2 separate regions of the Mus musculus genome follow, and region 1 is linked to region 2. A link is a loop called in an ENCODE intact Hi-C map of the cell type or tissue named here. Cell type or tissue: heart. All regions are shown on one strand. Each heading gives the region's core, and the rest is flanking DNA. Links, peaks and the distances in the headings are about the cores only.

Region 1 (4,404 bases), core at 333-4,332, 53 kb before region 2:
CCAGGTGCTGAGATTAAAGTTGTGCACCAACATTCCCATATTGCCTCATAATTGGCTCTCATGGGATAGCACGCATGTGCCACTGTGCCCAGCTAGTGTGACATGTTTGAATAGCTTCCCACTCCAGTTTCAGGTTACAGATATGCATGTTTGACTTGAAATGCTTTCTACTTATGATGGCTGTATCAAAACATAACCTCATCAAGAGTCAAGGAGCAGAGGTTCTTACTCTGTTCAGCCTTGGAGCATGGCTGTCCCTGGGAGGGCAGGTTAAGTCCCACGAGCAGGGCAGAATAGCTTTTCCAAAGTTTGAAGTAAGGAAAGAAATACAGAGCATGACAGCTGCAAGTCAGCTCAGACATACAGGATGGAAAGGCCAGGAAGACCTCCACAAGGACCCCTGAAGAGACTCACACTGCAACTCTTGCAGATGAACTCACATGGTGTTTGGGATTTGTTTGGGAGTGGGCAAGGATAAAATAAGATGAGCTATAAATTAACTTTTAAGTTTATTATTGTTGTTGTTATTTTATTTTTAGGGATATAGGTGTTTCTCTTGCAGCCATGTCTGCACTGTGTGCACAGAGGCCAGAGAAGGGCATCAGACTCCTTGGAACTGGAGTTACAGCTGCCATGAGCCTCCATGTGGGTACTAGGAACGGAACCTGGGACCTCGAGAAGAGCAGCCAGTGTTTCTAAACACTCAACTGTGTCTCTCCAAGCCTGAATTGATGGTTTCCTTTCCTTTGTTAAAGCCTGGAGATGGATATATGAGCAGTCACGCAACTCTTCTGCCTATTTATATACGTTTAGCTCTTCAATAGTAATAAGGTTGCATTGGAGATTTTTGCTGGATGTAATAATAGGATCTAAGTTTACACTCCTACATAAAACAATTAAATGTATGAAACCATAGGTTTTAAGATACTGGACGTTGGGTGATAAAAGACAGTTTTTCCAAAGGAGTAGGAAGTAGTGGAATACACACACCACACCACACATACACACACACCATATATAACACACAACACAGACACACACCACACCACACCACACCACACCACACACACACCATATATAACACACAACACACACAAAGACACTACACACACCACATATAACGTACAACACAGACACACACCACACACATGCATCACATCACATACACACAATGGGGAGGGAGAGTAGGCAGTGGGTTGGGAGTGGAGATTAAGCCCTCTGGTTCCTCCTATGATTTGTAGGCTGTGAAACAGTAAGGAAGAATCCAGACAGAAGAGGCAGGCTCTGAGAAGACTGAGCTGGGAGTTCAGTGTGACCGAAGACCCTGGAATATGCAGGAGGAGACAAGGGAAAGAGAGAGTGGTACAGAGAAAGACTTTCTGAAATCCACAGGAGCCTCCTTGAATCTTTAGCAGAGACACTGAATACTGCTTATGGAGAAATTACCACTGTCCTTGTCCTTCAGAATTCTGATCGGGCCAAACAAACAAACCAAACCAATCAAACAAACAACCGAACAAAAGAACAATGGATGTTCATTTTCCCTGATATTTGCATATAACCAACACACCTCGTCCTGAACAGTTTTGCCTATCTTACACTTTAAAAAGGTTACATTTATCTGTTACTTAGGTTTTTTGTGAAAGGAGTGTGCACACGTGGAGAGGCAGCATTCAGGGGTCGGTTCCCTCCTCCTACCCTGTGGATCACTGGGACTAAGCTCAGGTAGTGAGGTTTGGCAGTCAGGGCCTTTACCCTCTGACCCATCAGGCCTGCCTTAGAGGTCTTTAACCTCTAGTGTGTTGTAAATACTATGTAAATAGTTGTTGAGAGGAAAGAACTAAGGGGTGTGGCTCTGTAGAGTGCCTGTCCTGCATACTTACTTTGTTTCCTCTTGAAGCTGAAGGAAATTTCTATCATAATATCTATATCTAGTTTTGTGAGATTTTTTTTTTTTTTTGGAAATGAGGGTTGGTTTTACAATTTTTCCACGTCTAATGAGACAATCACATGATTTTTTTCTTTATGTTATAACATGATTTAATTAACTTTTATAGACTAATTGAGATTAAAGTCCATACTTTTTTTAAAAGATGTATTTATTTTATATATGTGAGTACACTGCCACTGTCTTCAGACTCACCAGAAGAGAGCATCGGATTCCATTATAGATGGTTGTGAGCCACCATGTGGTTGCTGGGAATTAAACTCAGGGCCTCTGGAAGAGCAGTCAGTGCTCTTTACCGCTGAGCCATCTCTCCAGCCCCCAAGTCCATACCTTTTTATTTTGGTACAATACATACAGGATAAAGATACCATTTTAGCTGTTTTCAAGGACCTATTCAATAACATGGACAGCATTCACGATTTTGTGCAGCCACTGCCACGGTTCAGCTGCAGATTCTTCTCTTCTTTGCCAGATGAAATTCTGCATCCATTTAACACTGACACTATATTTCTCCAGCCCAGTCACCATTTTCTCATCTGCCTCTCTGAGTCTGACTACTCTAGGAACCTCGAGTCCATGGGGTTATACAATATTTATCCTTTGTGGGAAGGGTGGCTTCTTTACTCTGCACAGCATCTTCATGGTTCACCCATAATATAACAAGTGTCAAAATTTCCTTCCTTTTAAAGAGTGAATCATGCTTTGTAGTACCAATATATCTCATGTTATTTATCCATGCATCTGGTTTTTGTTCTGTTTGGTTTTGTTTTTTTGAGATAGACTTTCTTCCTGTAGCCCTGGCTGTTCTGGAACTCACTCTGTAGACCAGGCTGGCCTTGAACTCACAGAGATCCACCAGCCTCTGCCTCCCAAGTGCTAGGATTAAAGGCATGTGCCACCACCTCCCGTATCCATGCATCTATTGATAGACACACATACACACACACACACACACACACACATTTTTCTTCTTTTTACTTTTGGCTTTTGTGAATGCCAATGCTATGGACATTTGTGTACATGTTTTTATTTCATTGCTTTTATTTTAAACTTTATTTTTTTTATTTTTTTATTTTTTTGGTTTTTCAAGACAGGGTTTCTCTGTGTAGCCCTGGCTGTCCTGGAACTCACTTTGTAGACCAGGCTGGCCTCGAAGTCAGAAATCCGCCTGCCTCTGCCTCCCAAGTGCTGGTTAAACTTTATTTTTAAAAAATTACACACAAACACACATCATATACCAAAATGAACTGCTCAAAGACTATACAACTCAATGAACCTCTGTGAAGTTAAAATAGCCATTCAGAATGGAAGCTGTTTATTTTTTGAAATAGAGTCTTACTGTGTAGCCCAGGCTAGCCTGCAGTTCATGAACCTTCCACTTCTGTGTCCAGAAGTGCTGAGATTCCTGGACCCAGCTCCTAACACTGTTTGTGCCTGACTTTTAGGTTATCTGGGTTTAAGTGTTTGCTCGAGCTGGTATTCACTTTTGTTTCTCTAATGACTGATGATGCTGGACCTCTTTTGCTTATTGGCTGTTTGCACAGATTGAGAGAAATTTGAATTCAAGTTCTTTGCTCTGTGTAAAGCTGAGTTATTTGTACTCTTATTGTAGAGTTGTAAGAGTTCTTTATATATTCAGGATCCATATCCTTTTTCATTTAGCCTGACAATCTGTGGATTTATTTTGTTGGGTTCTTTATTCGTTTTGCTTTTTTTGGTTTTGTTTTGAGACAGGGTCTCATAATCGAGACTGACTGCAGATTCAGTAAGTAGCTGAGGCTGGTCTCGAACTTTCGATCTTCTTGCTTCCACTTCTGGTGCTGGAACAGTAGGCATATACCACCAACCTGGTTTATTTGGTTCTGGGGATTGAACCCAGGGCTTTGTACATGCTAGACAGTAACTCTGCCAACTGAGCCACATTCCCAATCCAGTTTCTATGTTTTGAGGAGAATATTTTAATCTGGTCACAATTAGTGAACTACCCATCATTTGAAGAAAGAAAGAAAGAAAGAAAGAAAGAAAGAAAGAAAGAAAGAAAGAAAGAAAGAGAGAGAGAGAGGGAGGGAGGGAGGGAGGGAGGGAGGGAGGGAGGGAGGGAGGGAGGGAGGGGAAAGAAAGAAAGAAAGAAAGAAAGAAAGAAAGAAAGAAAGAAAGAAAGAAAGAAAGAAAGAGAGGAAGGAAGGAAGGAAGGAAGACAGACAGAGGAAAACACAGAGCTAGCTTGAAGACTTTCTGGATTTGGAAAATGCATTCAGTATGCCACAAACAGATCCATCAGCAAACTGTGGAACTCACATCAAGTCAAGGATTTAAGTACATCACCCTAGCAAGCACCGTCTCAGGGCTGAGCTAGGCTGCACCAGCGACACCTTGTAGGATGCCAGGCCTAAAAGTAAAGGCGATTGTAAGTTTTGGTTTAAGACATCAGTCCCACACTGCAGGAAAAATATACC
Region 2 (4,404 bases), core at 244-4,243:
TGTCAGCATGGCCTACGAGCAAGTACCGGGACAGCCAGAACTACACAGAGAAACCCAGGGGAATAGATCAAGAAAGATAAATGTAGGTCTAGGCAAGAGAGTCCTCATGATGGCTCCAAGGGAAGATATGGAAAGAGTGGTGTAAAAGGATCAAAGGCCTCAGTGCCCAGGCATCCAAAGGGCTGAAGAAAGTGTTAGCTCCCATCAATCAGACTGGAAACCCTTATGATTCAAGGTCATCGGCCAGACCACACAGAATGATCTCGTCTCTACAGTACTTAATAACTGACCCTATTTTGAACAATGCCGTCATCTTACCTGACAAATCTTAAAAGCAATACCCAACAAGATGAAATAGTTTCTCACTGGCTCACCTGTGTGCTAAAATAAAGCTCTTTACTTACAGGACATTTTTCAAACAAGGTAGAATTCTCATAATACTACCAGTGATAGCCAGGAGAGATCGTCCATACTAGGCATCTTAGTTAGGGTTATTATTGCTGTGATGAAACACCATAACCAAAAGAAAGTCAGAAAAGAGTTTATCTGGCTTACAATTTCACATCATAGTCCATTACTGAAGGAAGTCAGGACAGGAACTCAAACAGGAAAGGGACCTGGAGTCAGGAGCTGATGTAGAGGCTATGAAGGAGTGTTGCTTACTAGCTTGCTTAGCCTACTTTCCTATAGAACCCAGGACCACCAGGCCAGGGATGGCACCACCACCAACAGTCTGGACCCTCCCCATCGATCACCAATTAAGAAAATGCCCTACAGGCTTGTATACAGCCCAATCTTATGGAGGCATGTTCTCAATTGAGGTTCTCTCCTCTCAGATGACTTTAGCTTATGTCAAATTGACATCAAACTAGCCAGCACACTAGGATACTAAGAAACCACCACAGATAGAATAGATGTTAGAATTATCAAACAATCACATTAAAACAATTATCCTAACTGTATTCTATATGATCATATAGGCAAGAATCTCAATATGAAGGATAAAGACTAGTTAGGATTAGTAGCAGACTAGGTACTAGTTATAACTACTCAATAAGAAGACACAACATTAGAAAGCCTCCAAAGGAAAAATGAGGAGAGAAAAGGGGAGGCATTAGCAGAGTATCATTACATTATGGGACTTCAAACGGTCTGCTATGCACATAGCTGAAGTCCTTAAAAAAGAGGAAAGGTAAAAAGGCCCAAAACATACAAGACATGGAGATGTGTAACTCAGTGATAGAGTGTTCATATAATATGCATGAGGTCCTAGATTTAGTCTCCAGTACTGTGAGGGCAAGACAGTAGGCCAAATGTTACCAAATGTGATACAAACTATAAACACATAAAGGCAAGAAGTCTAATGAACTTCAAGAACAAGGAAAATTAGAAAAATAAATCAAAGTTAAATTGTTCAAAACCAGTGCTAAGGGGAGAAATGGGACAAAGTACATCTTACATACAGAGGAACAACATCAGGGTCACCACCAAGGCAAGGGAGGAAACGGTGGAACATTGTAAAACAGAAAAAGGAAAAGCAAGAACTCAACCCAGCCCTTTAAAAAACAAAACAAAACAAAACAAAACAAACAAACAAAACACTGCACAGCTCTTTCTGCTGCTATGATAAACACCATGCCCAAGCAACATGGCAGAGGGAAGGGTTTGTTTTGTCCTACACTTCCAGGTCACAGTCCTGTCCAGGGACATAAGGACAGGAACCTGCAGCAGAAACCACGGAGGAACCATGGCTTGCAGTTTTGATCCCTGGCTGAAGCAGCAGGGTTTCTAAGAGATGGAAGCCAGCCTGGTTTGTATAGCAAGTTCCAAGCCAGCCAAAACTTTGTCAATTGACCTCACTAGGACACTCTCTAGACAACTGTCAGGCTAGTTTTATTTAATGAAAAAATGACTTTCCCCTTGGGTTGCCAAATAATAACTTGTGCATTGTGTGCTAGTTGAAGATAATACTGGCTTTAAAAGTGTTGCCGCTGGGGCTGGTGAGATGGCTCAGTGGGTAAGAGCACCCGACTGCTCTTCCAAAGGTCCGGAGTTCAAATCCCAGCAACCACATGGTGGCTAACAACCATCTTTAACAAGATCTGACGCCCTCTTCTGGAGTGTCTGAAGACAGCTACAGTGTACTTACATATAATAAATAAATAAATCTTTAAAAAAAAAAAAAAAAAAAAGTGTTGCCGCTGTCTTTCCATGTAAAAGAAAATGTTACATATACATAGTACAGATAAGGTTTTTTTGTTTTGTTTCTTTTTTTTTTTTTTTAAACTCAAGCCTCTTAAAATTCTAAGGAACTATTTTCTTTCCTATTTTATTGGCCACTCCACTAAAATGCACCAAACAAGCAGAGTGCACAGGACATTGGGCTATTTGGGAAAGGCTTGTCTGATCACAGGTCGTTGGGAAAACTGGTCATTGTGTATCACAGGAATTACCTCCTTCTGTTGTGCTGGCCAGAATCCAAGGGCTTACTGCAGACCAGCCAATCTCATTCCGACAGGACACAGCGATGCTGTAATTAGCCAGGGCTTGCAGCTGCTGGATCTCATACAGATGTGGCGAAGCAGAGGTATTAAAAACCATGACTGAGCCATTACTCAGCCGGTCAGCTTCCTTGACCTGAATGAAGAGTAGATGCAAAGAAGTATTAGTAAGACACAGAGGTGGTGGGGGGAGTCAGACTTGGGCACGCAGATGTTGGCCGCACGTAGCCCTTCCTCTGTGCTGGAGGAGGGACCTGCTTCCATTCAGGACACACACATAATTCCCCATCAGCATTACTCGGGTTACTCATGTTGCTCAGGCAACAACTGACGCCTTCAGGAAAATGTCTATACTGTGGAGTTTCACTGCAGTAGGCAACAGACAAATAGTTACTGTGATAATGATATTATTACTATATTAATAATTATCACTCACACATACTCTTCTCCCAGATCCACTTCAGTTCTTAATCCATTCTTCTGTTTCATAGTATCTGGCCCTTTAAATAGTTTCCAGATTGCGTTTAAGAAGGTGGATTTTTTGGCTTTTGCTGTTTTATGGTAACACGGAAAGCAGGCACCAAATATCATTCAAGCATATTTTCAGTACTTTATCATAAGGGGTGCCATGCTTGTATTTTTACTACAATCTGTTTCACTTCACACTTCTGACACAGCACCAAGAGCTTTGCTGAGATTTAACTGTTCCTATGCAGTTTATCATGAGTTTAAAAGTTCACAACTTGGGGTTAGAAACATGGCTCAGAGTGAAGAGCACTGGCTGCTCTTTCAGAGGGCCTAGGTTGGATTCACAGCATCTCCATGCTTGTGAGCTAGTAGATGTGGGGGCTGGGACATGAATTTAGGCCTTCTGTAAGAACAGAAAGCATTCTTAATCACTGAGAAATCTCAGCAGTTCCCCTTTAAAGTTTTTTTATTAGCATGTTAATTATCCATAATAATGGGTTTCATTATAACATTTTCATACATGTATATAAGTGTGCTTTCATTATATTCGATCCTATTACATCCTCTTGTTCCCTCTCATCTTCCTCATCTGGGTTTCCCTTGTACTGTTATGGTATATATATGTATATATAATTTATTTTTATTTTTATTTTATGTGTATGAATGTCTTGCCATGCATGTATGTGCAACAACATGCCTGGTGTTGGCGGATGTCAGAAAAAGGCACCAGATCCCTTGGAACTGGAGTTTCAGGCAGTTCTGAGCCTGTGGGTGTTGGGCCCTCAACCCAGGTCATGGCAAAAGTAAACAATGCTCCTAACACCTGAGCCATTCTCCAGCACCATCATGGCCTTGTGTGTGTGTGTGAGTGTGTGTGTGTGTGTGTGTGTGTGTGTGTGAGAGAGAGAGCAATCATTAGGATTGTCTATAGGAACATAGGTGAGGAGTTATTTACAGAACCATGGGTACCCTCCCAGAGGCTATGCTATAGAAAAACAAGTCTCTTCCTTCCCCAGCAACCATCAACTACCTAGGAATCCTCAAGGAGTGAGCTTCCATTAGTTGCTCCTTGACGACGATTGTCACCTGCCTAGCCACTCTCAGGGAGGAGTAACGCCATATGAACATCTCCCTACTCCATGACAGGATGTAGATGGGCCCAGTCTTGTGCAGGTCTTGTGCGCATGACCGCAGCTGCAGAGTGTGAAAGTGTGACAGCTAAAGCACATTTTAACTCCCAGCATTGTGCCTTGCTCCTGCTAGAACCATCTGTCATTCAGGGCTGACAGAATAAATACGCATATAGGGACTTTTTACAATGCCTTACGGGCTGAGGTCCAGCTAGTCCGACCATGGATGTCTACCAATGCAAAGTCCAAGAGTCCAGTAGTTGCTCAGTCTATGAGGCTGGAGGTCTCATCTGGTCTTCAGTTGA

The links. Hi-C counts contacts between places; a loop is a spot of excess contacts. Peaks named below come from ENCODE experiments on the same cell type or tissue, not always from the same donor. Only the 100,000 strongest peaks of a DNase experiment are listed, where the experiment ranks them.
Region 1: a loop joins it to region 2, with 2.8 times the contacts of the local background. A loop is called at or near these places in 4 of 42 quality-filtered maps.

Annotation. Positions count from the first base shown.
Region 1 is chr2:128,810,343-128,814,746 of GRCm38, reverse strand. No RefSeq gene overlaps it. Among named protein-coding and RNA genes, the nearest start is that of Tmem87b, 5.8 kb to the left of the region's middle. In heart, for the core only: no CTCF peak of the experiment used is centred there; no DNase peak of the experiment used is centred there.
Region 2 is chr2:128,757,276-128,761,679 of GRCm38, reverse strand. Mertk (MER proto-oncogene tyrosine kinase) reads right to left here. Exons shown (of 19, transcript NM_008587.2): 7 at 2,454-2,637. Among named protein-coding and RNA genes, the nearest start is that of Tmem87b, 59 kb to the left of the region's middle. In heart, for the core only: no CTCF peak of the experiment used is centred there; a DNase peak (open chromatin) is centred at 2,539.